2 separate regions of the Homo sapiens genome follow, and region 1 is linked to region 2. Evidence: chromatin contacts called from ENCODE Hi-C or POLR2A ChIA-PET data. All regions are on one chromosome and are shown on one strand. Each heading gives the region's core, a stretch centred on a gene start or an enhancer-like site at or near the end of the contact. The rest is flanking DNA. Distances are from core to core; before and after follow the strand shown. Region 1 holds the start of CHMP1A (charged multivesicular body protein 1A). Region 2 holds the start of SLC22A31 (solute carrier family 22 member 31).

The links. A loop is a pair of places that touch in the nucleus more often than their neighbours do. ChIA-PET counts read pairs that join two places held with the same protein, here RNA polymerase II (POLR2A). Pooled maps may share reads with other maps.
Region 1: a pooled map shows a loop between it and region 2 (3-fold over the local background). The contact joins the promoter of CHMP1A here to the promoter of SLC22A31 in region 2. A Hi-C loop is called at or near these places in 1 of 37 single-sample maps with no recorded cell type and 10 of 50 pooled maps. POLR2A ChIA-PET finds 5 or more read pairs at or near these places in 2 of 52 experiments (PC-3 and WTC11).

What each region holds. Positions count from the first base shown.
Region 1 is chr16:89,653,130-89,659,196 of GRCh38, reverse strand. CHMP1A (charged multivesicular body protein 1A) reads left to right here and starts at 1,489. Exons shown (of 7, transcript NM_002768.5): 1 at 1,489-1,615; 2 at 5,274-5,293. The coding sequence starts at 1,609. It overlaps SPATA33 (spermatogenesis associated 33), which reads right to left and starts at 1,361. Exons shown (of 3, transcript NM_001271907.2): 1 at 1,249-1,361; 2 at 776-949. The coding sequence starts at 1,285. RefSeq lists an enhancer at 1,208-1,377 and silencers at 1,093-1,482, 1,703-1,762.
Region 2 is chr16:89,198,485-89,204,110 of GRCh38, reverse strand. It overlaps SLC22A31 (solute carrier family 22 member 31), which reads left to right and starts at 3,574. Exons shown (of 9, transcript NM_001384763.1): 1 at 3,574-3,633; 2 at 4,295-4,398; 3 at 4,544-4,698; 4 at 4,920-5,088; 5 at 5,314-5,459; 6 at 5,561-5,626. The coding sequence starts at 3,610. RefSeq lists a silencer at 2,418-2,507 and enhancers at 2,800-3,422, 4,671-5,294.

The DNA of each region.
Region 1 (6,067 bases), core at 240-2,739, 460 kb before region 2:
GTTGGTAGGCACAGACCTCATCATGCCGCCCTTGTTTTTTATTTTTAAATATTTATTTTTTGTAGAGACAGGGTCTCACTATGTTGCCCAAGCTGGTCTTGAACTCCTGGGCTCAAAAGATCCTCCTGCCTCGGCCAAATAACTGGGAGGACAGGTGTGAACTACCGCCCCAGGCAGCACCTCCGTTGTTTAAAATATTTAACGCTTCCAGCTCCACGTGGTAAAACTGATGGAAAACTTTGTATTCTAGCTTCTTCCTACTTTTGGGGCCTCATCTTCCCCACACACACCCAAAGGTCTGGCCACACTAGGCTGTTATAAAAGACACCTTTGTCGCACCCAGGTTCTACTCCTCGGTCACCCTCCGCAATGTACTTATCCCCACAGCCCTCGGAGAGCTACAGTCCAGCCTGGGACGGCCTCCCAATGCTCTGTTCCAGTGTGCGGAGGCTCAGGGATTCTCAGTGGCACCAAGATACCCAGCCCTCGAGGAGAACCTCAGGTGAGACACACGCACACTGCCCCAGCCCCTCGACCACCTGGTACGCACTTATCACTCGGGAACTGACCTACATTTTCATTAAACTTATGTTTTCAACTAAGATTTCTGGATATTTACCTCCTACATAAAGTTCCCAAAACAAACCAGTTTCATCTTTACGGCGCGTGCCTGCTACTAGTGTCCATCCGGTAGGGTCTTACAGTAGGCTCCTCACCCCAGCCCCAGATCCTCCAAGCCACTGACCTCGCTTCGCTCCCTCCCGCCGTCTCCTACCTTCCAGCGAAGCTGCCGGCGGCGGGTGCTTGGCTGTCCCGGCCCCCGGGTGGAGGCTGTCCACAGGCTTCTCCGACTCCCTGTCTGCCTGCCTGGCTTCCTGGGAATGCTTCTCCATCAACTTCTCCTTAGATTTTGGAACTGAATAGGTGGATCCCTTCTTTTGCTCCTCACCTGAAATATATGGATCATCCGTTAGACCCGGGACTTACCGAATGCAGGGCAGTGGGTCCCATCGTCTTCAGTCGCCTGCGTGGGTCCAGAATAAGCTGGCTTCAAGTCTCGAGTCTCCGCGTTTCCGTAACCGCCTCAGGCGGGAAACGCGCCGTCCGTGGCGGACTCGGCGGCAGGAACGGTTCGCACCGGGCCGAGCCTGGCGCCTGCGCTCACACCGCCCCGCCCAGCCCAGCCCCGCCCTGGGCCCGCGCCCAGGGGCGGAGACGCGGGGAGCCCAGCGCCTGCGCCTCCTTTACCTTTCCTGGGTTTCTCTTTGCTTTTGGAAAGGCCCATGGGTGAGCCCACCGCCCCCTCCGACGCAAGCCCGGGTCCCCACACCTCCGCGGCCGCGGAGCCGGGAGCGACTCACAAAAGGTCCTCGCGCCAGCGGCGTGCGTCACCATGGCGACCGCGCGCCGCGCAGCCGCGCCCCGCCCCTCTGGCGGGACCGGCCACCATCCTCTCGCGAGAGCATCCCGTGCGACCGGAAGTGGGGCGGCGACCCCGGAAGTCCCCGCCGGGTGCAGCTTGGTCGGTTCGATCGCCGCCGGGACCTGACACCGCCCGGAGTTGGCGTCCCTTCTCCCTCTCCGAGTGCTGCTCCTGTCATTGTGGCCATGGACGGTAAGAGGTCGCGGCCGTCCTCCGGGGACTCGCGCGCGGGGCGGGGCCGCTTCTCCCACTGGCGTGGGCTCCGCCCACCTGGGGCCGCGGGCAGGACTCAGGAGAGCTCGGGCCTCGACCGTCGATCCCCCGGGACCCCATCCCCAGGGCCTCGACCACCGACCTGGGACCCCTTTTCCCGGTCGTCGTCCCCCGATCCCCGACCCGGACCCCATCCCCAGGGCCTCGACCACCGACCTGGGACCCCTTTTCCCGAGCCTCGTCCCCCGATACCCGACCCGGAACCCCTTCCCCAGGGCCTAGACCACCAACCCGGGACCCCTTTTCCCGGGCCTCGACCCTCGATCCCCGACCCGGAACCCCTTCCCCAGGGCCTCTACCACCGACCCGGGACCCCTTCTCCCGGGCCTCGACCCCCGACCACCGACCGGGACCCTTCCCAGGCCCCCGACCCCCAACCCGAGATCCTTTACCCCGGGCCTCGACCCTCGACCCGGGACCCCTCCCCCCAGGCCTCGATCCCCGACCCCCGATTCGGGACCCCTTCCCCGGGGCCTCCATCCCCAAATCTCAACCCGGTATGCCTTCCCCGGGGCCTCGACCTCTGACCCCCAACCATGGACCCGGGACCTAGACTCCCGACCCAGGACCCCTTGCCCAGGGCCTGGACCCCCGACCACCGACCCAGGACCCTTTCCCCCGCCCCTGGCACTCCTCAGCGTCAGGCGCCCTTTCCCGCCAGCTCGGTAGGGGGGACTGTGCGATGCCTGTTCGGCCTTTCGGGACTTGGAATGTCGGGTCAGAGGGCACCAGAAAAAGTGACAGTTGCACCCCCTGCCCCAAACAGCATCACTGCAAATCAGAAGGACTCAGACAGAAAGCGCTCCCTGAGTGCCAGGCCCTGGTCACAGCAGCTCTTTGCGTCCATTCTCCATGTGGGGAAGCAGAGGTTTGAGCAGGAGCCAGCACAAGCGTTTCTGTGCTCAATGGGTCGCCCTAATTCTTACCTTCTACATCTGGGGCTAGCCGGCTGTGTGCTCAGGGATACCAAAGAACAGGAAGAATCTGGCAAAATGAAGTCCTATGTTTGCTGAAACATCGTTGGGCTGGTGTGATGGGCAGGCTTTTAAAAATACTTTTTGAAGGGCTGGGCGCGGTGGCTCACGCCTGTAATCCCAGCACTTTGGGAGGCCGAGGCCGGCGGATCGCAAGGTCAGGAGATCGAGACCATCCTGGCTAACACAGTGAAACCCCATCTCTACTAGAAATACAAAAATATTAGCCAGGCGTGGTGGCGGGTGCCTGTAGTCCCAGCTACTCGGGAGGCTGAGGCAGGAGAATGGCGTGAACCCGGGAGGCGGAGCTTGCAGTGAGCCGAGATCGCGCCACTTCACTCCAGCCTGGGCGACAGAGCGAGACTCCGTCTCAAAAAAAATTCTTTTAGTTAGAAGTGTGAAAAGCTATAGTACCACCGTGTCATCATCATGAAGGAAATGTGTAGAGATTTTCTGCCCTGAGAGAAGATGAAAGATAACATCTACCTCCCGCCACAAAAAATATGCTGGCCAGGCCGGGTGTGGTGGCTCAGGCCTGTAACCCCAGCACTCTGGGAGGCCGGGCGCGGTGGCTCACGGCTGTAATTCCAGCACTTTGGGAGGCCGGATGTGGTGGCTCACGCCTGTAACCCCAACACTTTGGGAGGCCGAGGTTGGTTGATCACCTGAGGTCAGGAGTTTGAGACCAGCCTGGCCAACATGGTGAAACCCCGTCTCTTCTAAAAATACAAAAATTAGCTGGGCCTGGTGGCGTGCACGTGTAATTCTAACTACTTGGGAGGCTGAGACAGGAGAATCGCTTAAACCTGGGAGGCAGAGGTTGCAGTGAGCCAAGATGGTGCCGTTGCACTCTAGCCTGGGTGATAGAGTGAGACTCCGTCTCAAAAAAAAAAAAGAAAAATTGTGGCTTTTCACTCCACAGCTCACTCAACTCTTTTGAGGGGACTTCTCTCAAGCCCATGTCAGATTTCCTCAGAGTCAGATTTTGCCTTAGCTGGGTTTTTGTGCTGCCACACACGGCTGGAAGAGAAAGCTGAGGTGAGGAAAGCTGAGGTGAGGGAAAGCTGAGGTGAGGAAAGCTGAGGTGAGGAGAGCTGAGGTGAGGGAAAGCTGAGGTGAGGGAAAGCTGAGGTGAGGGAAAGCTGAGGTGAGGGAAAGCTGAGATGAGGAGGGCGGTTTGGCCAGCATCCCACAGTGAGTTGGGTGGGACGGCCCGCCTGGCCTGCACTGTGCCATCTGGGTCAGGCTGGCTGTTTTCCAGTCACAGATAACCTTGGCCGTGACCACACCTGAACTGATAGATGACAGGTTGAACTTGGCCTTGACCACGCCTGCACTGACAGGCGATAGATTGAACGATGCCCAGAGCTTTCTGGAACCCCGGGAGATCTCATCTTGGAGCCTTGGTGTGCATTTGTGAACACTCAGTAACCTCATTCTTTTACAGGCTCCATTTCCTCGTTGTGGCTAGTGTGGTAAAGCCCTTTCAGGAATCTGGGGTCAGGGTCGCTCTCCAAATTTAGCAGTTGAATGAATTGAGATCAATCCTACTTTTTAAAAAAAATATTTTTTCTTTTTTTTTTTGAGACGGAGTCTTGCACTGTTGCCCAGGCTGGAGTGCAGTGGCGCAATCTCGGCTCACTGCAAGCTCTGCCTCCCGGGTTCACGCCATTCTCCTGCCTCAGCCTCCTGAGTAGCTGGGACTACAGGCGCCCGCCACCACGCCTGGCTAATTTTTTGTATTTTTTGGTAGAGACGGGCTTTTACCGTGTTAGCCAGGATGGTCTCGATCTCCTGACCTCATGTTCCGCCGGCCTCGGCCTCCCAAAGTGCTGGGATTACAGGCGTGAGCCACCGCACCCGGCAAAAAAATATATATTTTTCTAATAGAGATGAGGTCTGACTATATTCCCTAGGCTGGTCTGGAACTCCTGACCTCAAGTGATCTGCCCGCCTCAGCCTCCCAGAGTGCTGTGATTACAGGCGTGAGCGACTGTACCGCTGGAAATCAGCTCTTTGATGTCTAAGAGTTACCACCTTGCTATTTTTATCCATTTACCTTTGAGGAGAAAGAGTCTGTAAAAAGTAAACTGTCAAGTACTGAACTTTTAAATTGGCCCAGGCTGGCCTCAAACCCTGGCTTTAAGTGATCCACTGGCCTCGGCACCCCCAGAGTGCTGGGATTACAGGTGAACTTTTAAATTGGGAAAGAATCCCAAGGGACATTTGCAAAGTTGCATTAATTATAAACCACCATCTTTTGGATTCTAACCATGGCCAAAAGATGCTGCGTCCATGACCTCTTCTGTCCTCACACTAACCCTTTGAGATTGGCTGGTACCACCCTCATGTTCCCAACAAGGAAACAGGGAGGGAGGGTCTGCATTTGCTGGGCCCTGTGGCTAGCAAGGAGCCAGGGCTGGCACACGAATCTGTCTCGTGCCTCCCCTGTTGGGGGGGGCTCCCCGAAGGCCCCAGGCAGGTGTGGTCTGTGTGTGTGTTCTAGCTCCTGGTGTCTAGAAGGAACCTAGTGAGTCCTGCCTGCCAGAAGTGTAACGTCCCATTCCCAATCCTCAAACCATTAATTCCCTCTTTCTTTGCAGATACCCTGTTCCAGTTGAAGGTATGTACCGAATGGCCGTTCACCCCAGCCCTGTTCTGGTGAGGACAGATAGTATAAGCCACGCTCACTCAGAGCCACAGAAACAGTCGGGCAGATTATATAACAGTTGAGTGACCGCCACACAGGGCTCAGACTGCTGACCAAGGAGGGGATTATTGAGCCACCTTGGTGACATATTAGCTCTTTTCTTATCTGAGGCTAAGTGGAGGCAGATCCTTAGGGTCATCCATGAAAGCCATGAAAGAAATAGTGTTATCTTTTTTTTTTTTTTTTTTTTTTTTGAGACGGCGTCTCACTCCGTCGCCCAGGCTGGAGTGCATTGGCGTGATCTCGGCTCACTGCAACCTCTGCCTCCCGGGTTCAAGCGATTCTCCTGCCTTAGCCTCCTGAGTAGCTGGGACTACAGGCGCCCACCACCATGCCCAGCTAATTTTTTTTTACATTTTTAATAGAGACGGGGTTTCACCACGTTGGCCAGGATGGTCTCGATCTCTTCACCTCGTGATCCGCCTACCTCGGCCTCCTAAAGTGCTGGGATTACAGGCGTGAGCCACTGTGCCTGGCCCGGAGTGTTATCTTAAGAAAGACAACTTGGGGCCAGGCGCGGTGGCTCACGCCTGTAATCCCAGCACTTTGGGAGACCGAGGTGGGGTGGATCACAAGGTCAGGAGATGGAGACCACAGTGAAACCCCATCTCTACTAAAAACACACAAAAAAATTAGCCGGGCGCGGTGGCAGGCACCTGTAGTCCCAGCTACTCAGGAGGCTGAGGC
Region 2 (5,626 bases), core at 2,325-4,824:
TGCATCAAAAGACAATATCAACACAGTAAAAGAGCTACTCGCAGAATGGGAGAAAATATTTGGAAATCATATATATAATAATGGATTAATATCTAGAACAAAGAGAGAACTGCTAATGCTCAATAACAACAACAACAAAAAGGAACAGCCCAATTCAAAAATGGGCAAAGGACTTGGACAGATATTTCTCCAAAGAAGATATACAAATGACCAATAAGCACATGAAAACATGTTCAATATCACTAATCATTAGGAAAAAGCAAATGAAAACTACAATGAAATACCATCCCATACCCATTATTAGGATGACTACCATCAAAAAAACCCAGAAAATAACAATGTAGGTGAGGATGGGAGAAATCGGTACCTTGCTGCTGGAAATGTACAATGGTGCAGTCACTGTAGAAACAGTATGGTGATTCCTGAAAAAGTTAAAAATAGAACTACCCTCTGATTCAGCAATTCCATTTCTAGGTATATACATTGAAAATAATTCAAAGCAGGGTGTCAAGGAGATATTTATATTTCATGTTCATAACAGCATTATTCACAATTGCCAAAAGGTGGAAGCAACCTAGTTTACAGAAACAGATGAATGGGTAAACCAAATGTGACATATCCATACAATGGAGTATTATTCTGCCTTTAAAAAGAAGGAAATTCTAACATATGGAAAGATATGAATGAATCTTGAGGACATTATGCCAAATGAAATAAACCGTTCACAAAAAGAAAAATGCCGTGTGATTCCACTTCTAAGAGATACTTAGCTTAGTCAAAATCACACACAGAATACAGAATGCTAGTTCCCTGGGGCGAGGAGGAGGGGCTATGGGGAGTTACTATGTAACGGGCATCGAGTTTCTGTTTTACAAGGTGAACAGAGTTAAGGAGCTGGATGGGGGTGACGGCTGCACCATAGTGTGAATGTATTTGATACCACTGAACTGCACACTTAAAATGGTTAAGATGATACATTTTGTTGTGCTTTATCACAATAAAATAACTGAAACAAACCGGAACATGGGTGTTGGCAAGGATGTCGGGGAACGAGCACCCTTCTGTATTGCTGGTGGTGAAATCGAACCGCCGCTGCGGAAAACCGTTCTGCGGTTTCACAAACAGTTCACACCCTAAGGCCCAGCTATTCATGCCTAGGTATACACCAAAGATAAATGGAAACAGGCACCCAAATACTTGTACGAAAATGTTCATCGTGTCACTGGACGCAAAAGGCAAAAAGTGGAAACAACCCACTGTCCATCAACAGAGGAAGAGAGAAACGTGTGGGCTCCATCCACGGAATATTATTCACTCCTGAAAAGGAACGCGGGTCTGATCCCCGCTCCACCGGGGACGAACCTTGAAGACGCGATTCTAAGCGAAAGACGCCGGAACACAAAAGGCCACAGCACGTAGGGCTCCATTGAACGGAGGTCAGAACAGGCTGGTCCGCGGAGCAGGGCGGGGGCTGCAGGGCCCTGGAGGGGCGCGGAGAGCGGCCGCCGACGGGCGGGCTCTGCTCGGGTAGAAGCTGTTCCGGAGCCCGAGAAGGTGCTGGTCCCGCAACACTGTTGGGGGGGCCCCGCTGAGCTGAGCCTTGCGACCCGGTTTATGTGACGTGAGTTCCACCTCAATCTAAGTGTGAGGAAGCGAACAGCGTTCTGAAACGCAGAAACGTGCCCATTCGAATTGTTAACGCGAGCGCAGAGCCCACTGACAAAGCAAAATAAGACAAACCGGGAGTCAGAAAACTCAGCGACCCACAGGATCCACCGTGATGTTTCCCACAAATGTTACCGCGAAAACAGTCGGACTTGAAAATAAACGCGACCTACCTGGTTCTCGGAAGGGGAGAAGGATCCGGGCGAAAGGCGTCAGTTCTCCCTCGCTCGCCCCGTAGACGCAGCGCAGGCCCCGAGCTCCCGAGCGGCGGTTTCAGAACCCGCGGGTCACCCGGGAGCTCCTCCCGCAGTACCAGCCGAAAGCTCCCAGCGCCGAGGAGGGCGGGCGGCTGCCCTCCCCGACCTCGCCCCGCCCGCGCGGACGCCCCCGGCCCCACGCGGGGACCACCCCGGGACGCCGGCCGGAGCCCGCGCGCCCCCGGGCAACCTGAGTGCACCTGCGCCGCGAGGGCACCTGAGCGCTCCCGGCCACGCCCCTGCCACGCCCCCGGCCCCCACGTGCCGCCCTCACGGGGCCCCGCCCCCTCGCGGTTCGGCCGCAAGCCCCGCCTCTCAACCTTCCCGCCCCTCAACCTCCCCGCCCTATGCCCCAGATCGGGCCCCGCCCCTTTACGCCTTAGGCCCCGCCCTCACACCGCCCGCCCCCACACCCCGCCTCCACTGGACTCAGGCTCCGCCCCTTAATGCCTCGCCCCAAAGCCCCGCCCCAGGAGCCCGCCCTGGTCCAGGCCCCGCCCCGTCCCGAGCGCAGCCTGCGACCGATGGAGCAGGAGGCGCGGGTGCTGAGAGCTGCGGGCGGCTTTGGCCGGGCCCGGCGCCTGCTGGCCTCCGCCTCGTGGGTACCCTGCATAGTGCTGGGGCTGGTGCTGAGCTCCGAGGAGCTGCTTACCGCGCAGCCCGCGCCCCACTGCCGACCGGACCCCACGCTGTTGCCCCCAGCGCTGCGCGCCCTGCGCGGACCCGCGCTGCTGGACGCCGCCATCCCGCGCCTGGGGCCCACGCGAGCCGCGAGCCCCTGCCTGCTCCTGCGCTACCCCGATCCCGCGCCCTGCACCCGCCCCGGGCCCGCGCCCCGCGCCCGCACGCAACGGCACCCGGCCCTGCACACGCGGCTGGCTCTACGCGCTGCCCGGCGCCGGCCTCCTGCAAAGCCCGGTCACCCAGGTGCGCCCCCGTCCCTGCTGCCCCGCAGCCCTCCCCGCCCCCAGCCCGCCGAGGCCCTGGGTGTCCTTTCTCCATCCTACCTGGCGCCTCTGACCCGGGCCCCCCGGCCGTCCTCCTGGGCTTCCTGCTCCGGGGCGGCCGCCGGCCCGACGGTGCCGCAGACGGGCGCGCACGGGCCGGACCCGCGGAGAGGGGCCGGGCGGGGGCTGAATCTGGGCCTGGGAGCTGCCAGGCGCGGGGCGGCCTGGGGCGCTGGAGGATTGGAGCCGAAGGCGCCGGTGGGGGAGCAGGGCCTGGAATTTGCTTCAGGACCACCAGCGTCTTCAGCAGACCGTGGCTTTGGGCTGGCTTTCCAAGGCAGAGTCTCTGCTTGGAGGGACTGACGTGGTCAGCACAGACTGGGGAAGGTGGGCTTCCCATCAGTGAGGTGCGCAGAGGCTGGGCTAGAGACTGCATTGCCTGAAGGGAAACCTTGACGATCTGCGTGAGAAGAGATGGGGAGGCGGGCGGCAGGGACCTCCAGGCCCCTTTCATGCCTTTCCGCGCTGGGGCTGAGACCTGCACACCCCTGAGGCAGCCTTTACCCCGAGGCCCCCATCCCCCATCCTGGGAGGACTGGCCCCAGTGTGGAAACTGGAACGGGGTTGCCACATCTTCACAAGGGCTGCCTGGGGCCCTGGAACCCGCCGGGCTTCTCTCTCCACCCTGCTCCCTCCCACCTCCCACCTGCCCTCCTCCTGTTTGGTGCCTGGATCCAGGAATGCCCCATCAGCTTTCCCAAAACGTCAGGTTTGAAAGTAAAATCTCGGGCATAGCACGGCCCCCAGCAGTAGATTAAGCTTGCCAAGAAGACCCAGGAACCGGAAGGGGTGGGGGGAGGCGCAGAGCTGAGGTCAAGGGTCAAGGGCCTCACCGGGAAATGCCGCTGAGCACAGCTCTCCAGCCGCTGCCCGAGTCCCTCTTGAAATGGGCAGGGCAGGGAGGGCGTGGGTACCAGCGCAGGTGCTGGGGTTCATTTCTTAGGCCTGTGTCATGGCTATGACCCTTGGCCGGCTGGGGTGGGGGCTGTGTCTATGACGCCACCAAGGCCCTGGGTGTCCCCGGGGTCCCTCGGAATAGGAGGTGGAAACGGGTCGGACAAGAGCTGGCCGTGGGGGAAGAGCAATGGTGTGCGGAGGTGGGGGAGGCCCTATCTAGGGACAAGCAGAAAACTTAGGGTGGGCAGATCCCCCCGACCCCTGTGCAGGGGCTGCCGGAGACCAGAGAGGCTGCTGTGTGACCTGGACCAAGCCCCTTGCCCTCTCATGCCTCAGTTTCCCCTTCTCTCCACGGAGGGATTGAGCAGGACATGGAGGGCCCCTTCCAGTAGCCATTCTGGGACTCCCTGCACCTGTCCCCAGGGGAGGGTCCTGAGCTGGCCTCCACGTGGCTGCTGTTCCCCATAGTGGAACCTTGTGTGTGGAGACGGCTGGAAGGTCCCGCTGGAGCAGGTGAGCCACCTCCTGGGCTGGCTGCTGGGCTGTGTCATCCTGGGAGCAGGCTGTGACCGGTGAGGCCCCTTCCCTTTTCCTGCTGCCCAGCAGCCCTCCCCTCCGCCCACTCTCAGGGTTCAGCTAGACCTGGTGCTGCCAGGATGAAGGTTGGACCCTGGGTTATCCTGACCCTGTCCAAGCATGTCCCCCGCTGCCCACCAGGTTTGGACGCCGGGCAGTTTTTGTGGCCTCCCTGGTGCTGACCACAGGCCTGGGGGCCAGTGAGGCCCTGGCTGCCAGCTTCCCTACCCTGCTGGTCCTGCGCCTACTCCACGGGGGCACATTGGCAGGGGCCCTCCTCGCCCTGTATCTGGCTCGTGAGTACCCTGGGGGCTGCTGTCACTGGGGGAGGGGCAGTGGGTGGCCCGCAGGCCTCTGAGGCTCCCTTGCCGAGGGCCCCGAGCTGCAGGGACAGTGAGCAGTGAGTCCCTTGGGCATCCCGCTCCTGGGCAGGTCACCAATAGGTCCCCGCAGTTCCCAATGGAACTGTTCCAGTCCTCCCCGAGGCCTCCACTTCAACCTGTCTGTGTCTGCCCAGGCCTGGAGTTGTGTGACCCTCCCCACCGCCTGGCCTTCTCCATGGGGGCTGGCCTTTTCTCGGTGGTGGGCACCCTGCTGCTGCCCGGCCTGGCTGCGCTTGTGCAGGACTGGCGTCTTCTGCAGGGGCTGGGTGCCCTGATGAGTGGACTCTTGCTGCTCTTTTGGGGGTAAGTGTGGTGGGAGCTGGGCCAGCAGCCCTCATCGGGGCTGACTATGTAGCTTCCCTCTGCACCGACGTATCCCATGCCAGGTAAACGCATGGGTTACAGGGTCACAGAGAACTACAGTGATGTCCTGCCCCTGAGCCTGGGGGTGGGGTGGGGGCCCTGGCCTTTGCCTCTCCTTCCAGGAGGAGGTGGAGGGAGCCGTGGGCATCCTCACCAACGCTGCAGGTTCCCGGCCCTGTTCCCCGAGTCTCCCTGCTGGCTGCTGGCCACAGGTCAGGTAGCTCGAGCCAGGAAGATCCTGTGGCGCTTTGCAGAAGCCAGTGGCGTGGGCCCCGGGGACAGTTCCTTGGAGGAGAACTCCCTGGCTACAGGTCAGGCGCCTACCAGGGAGGAGGGAGATTCAGGTACTGGAGGAGGGCTTCGGAGAGGCACAGCTCCTCACCCCCCTCCCCTCACATCTCTGCGGCTACAGAGCTGACCATGCTGTCTGCACGGAGCCCCCAGCCCCGGTACCACTCCCCACTGGGGCTTCTGCGTA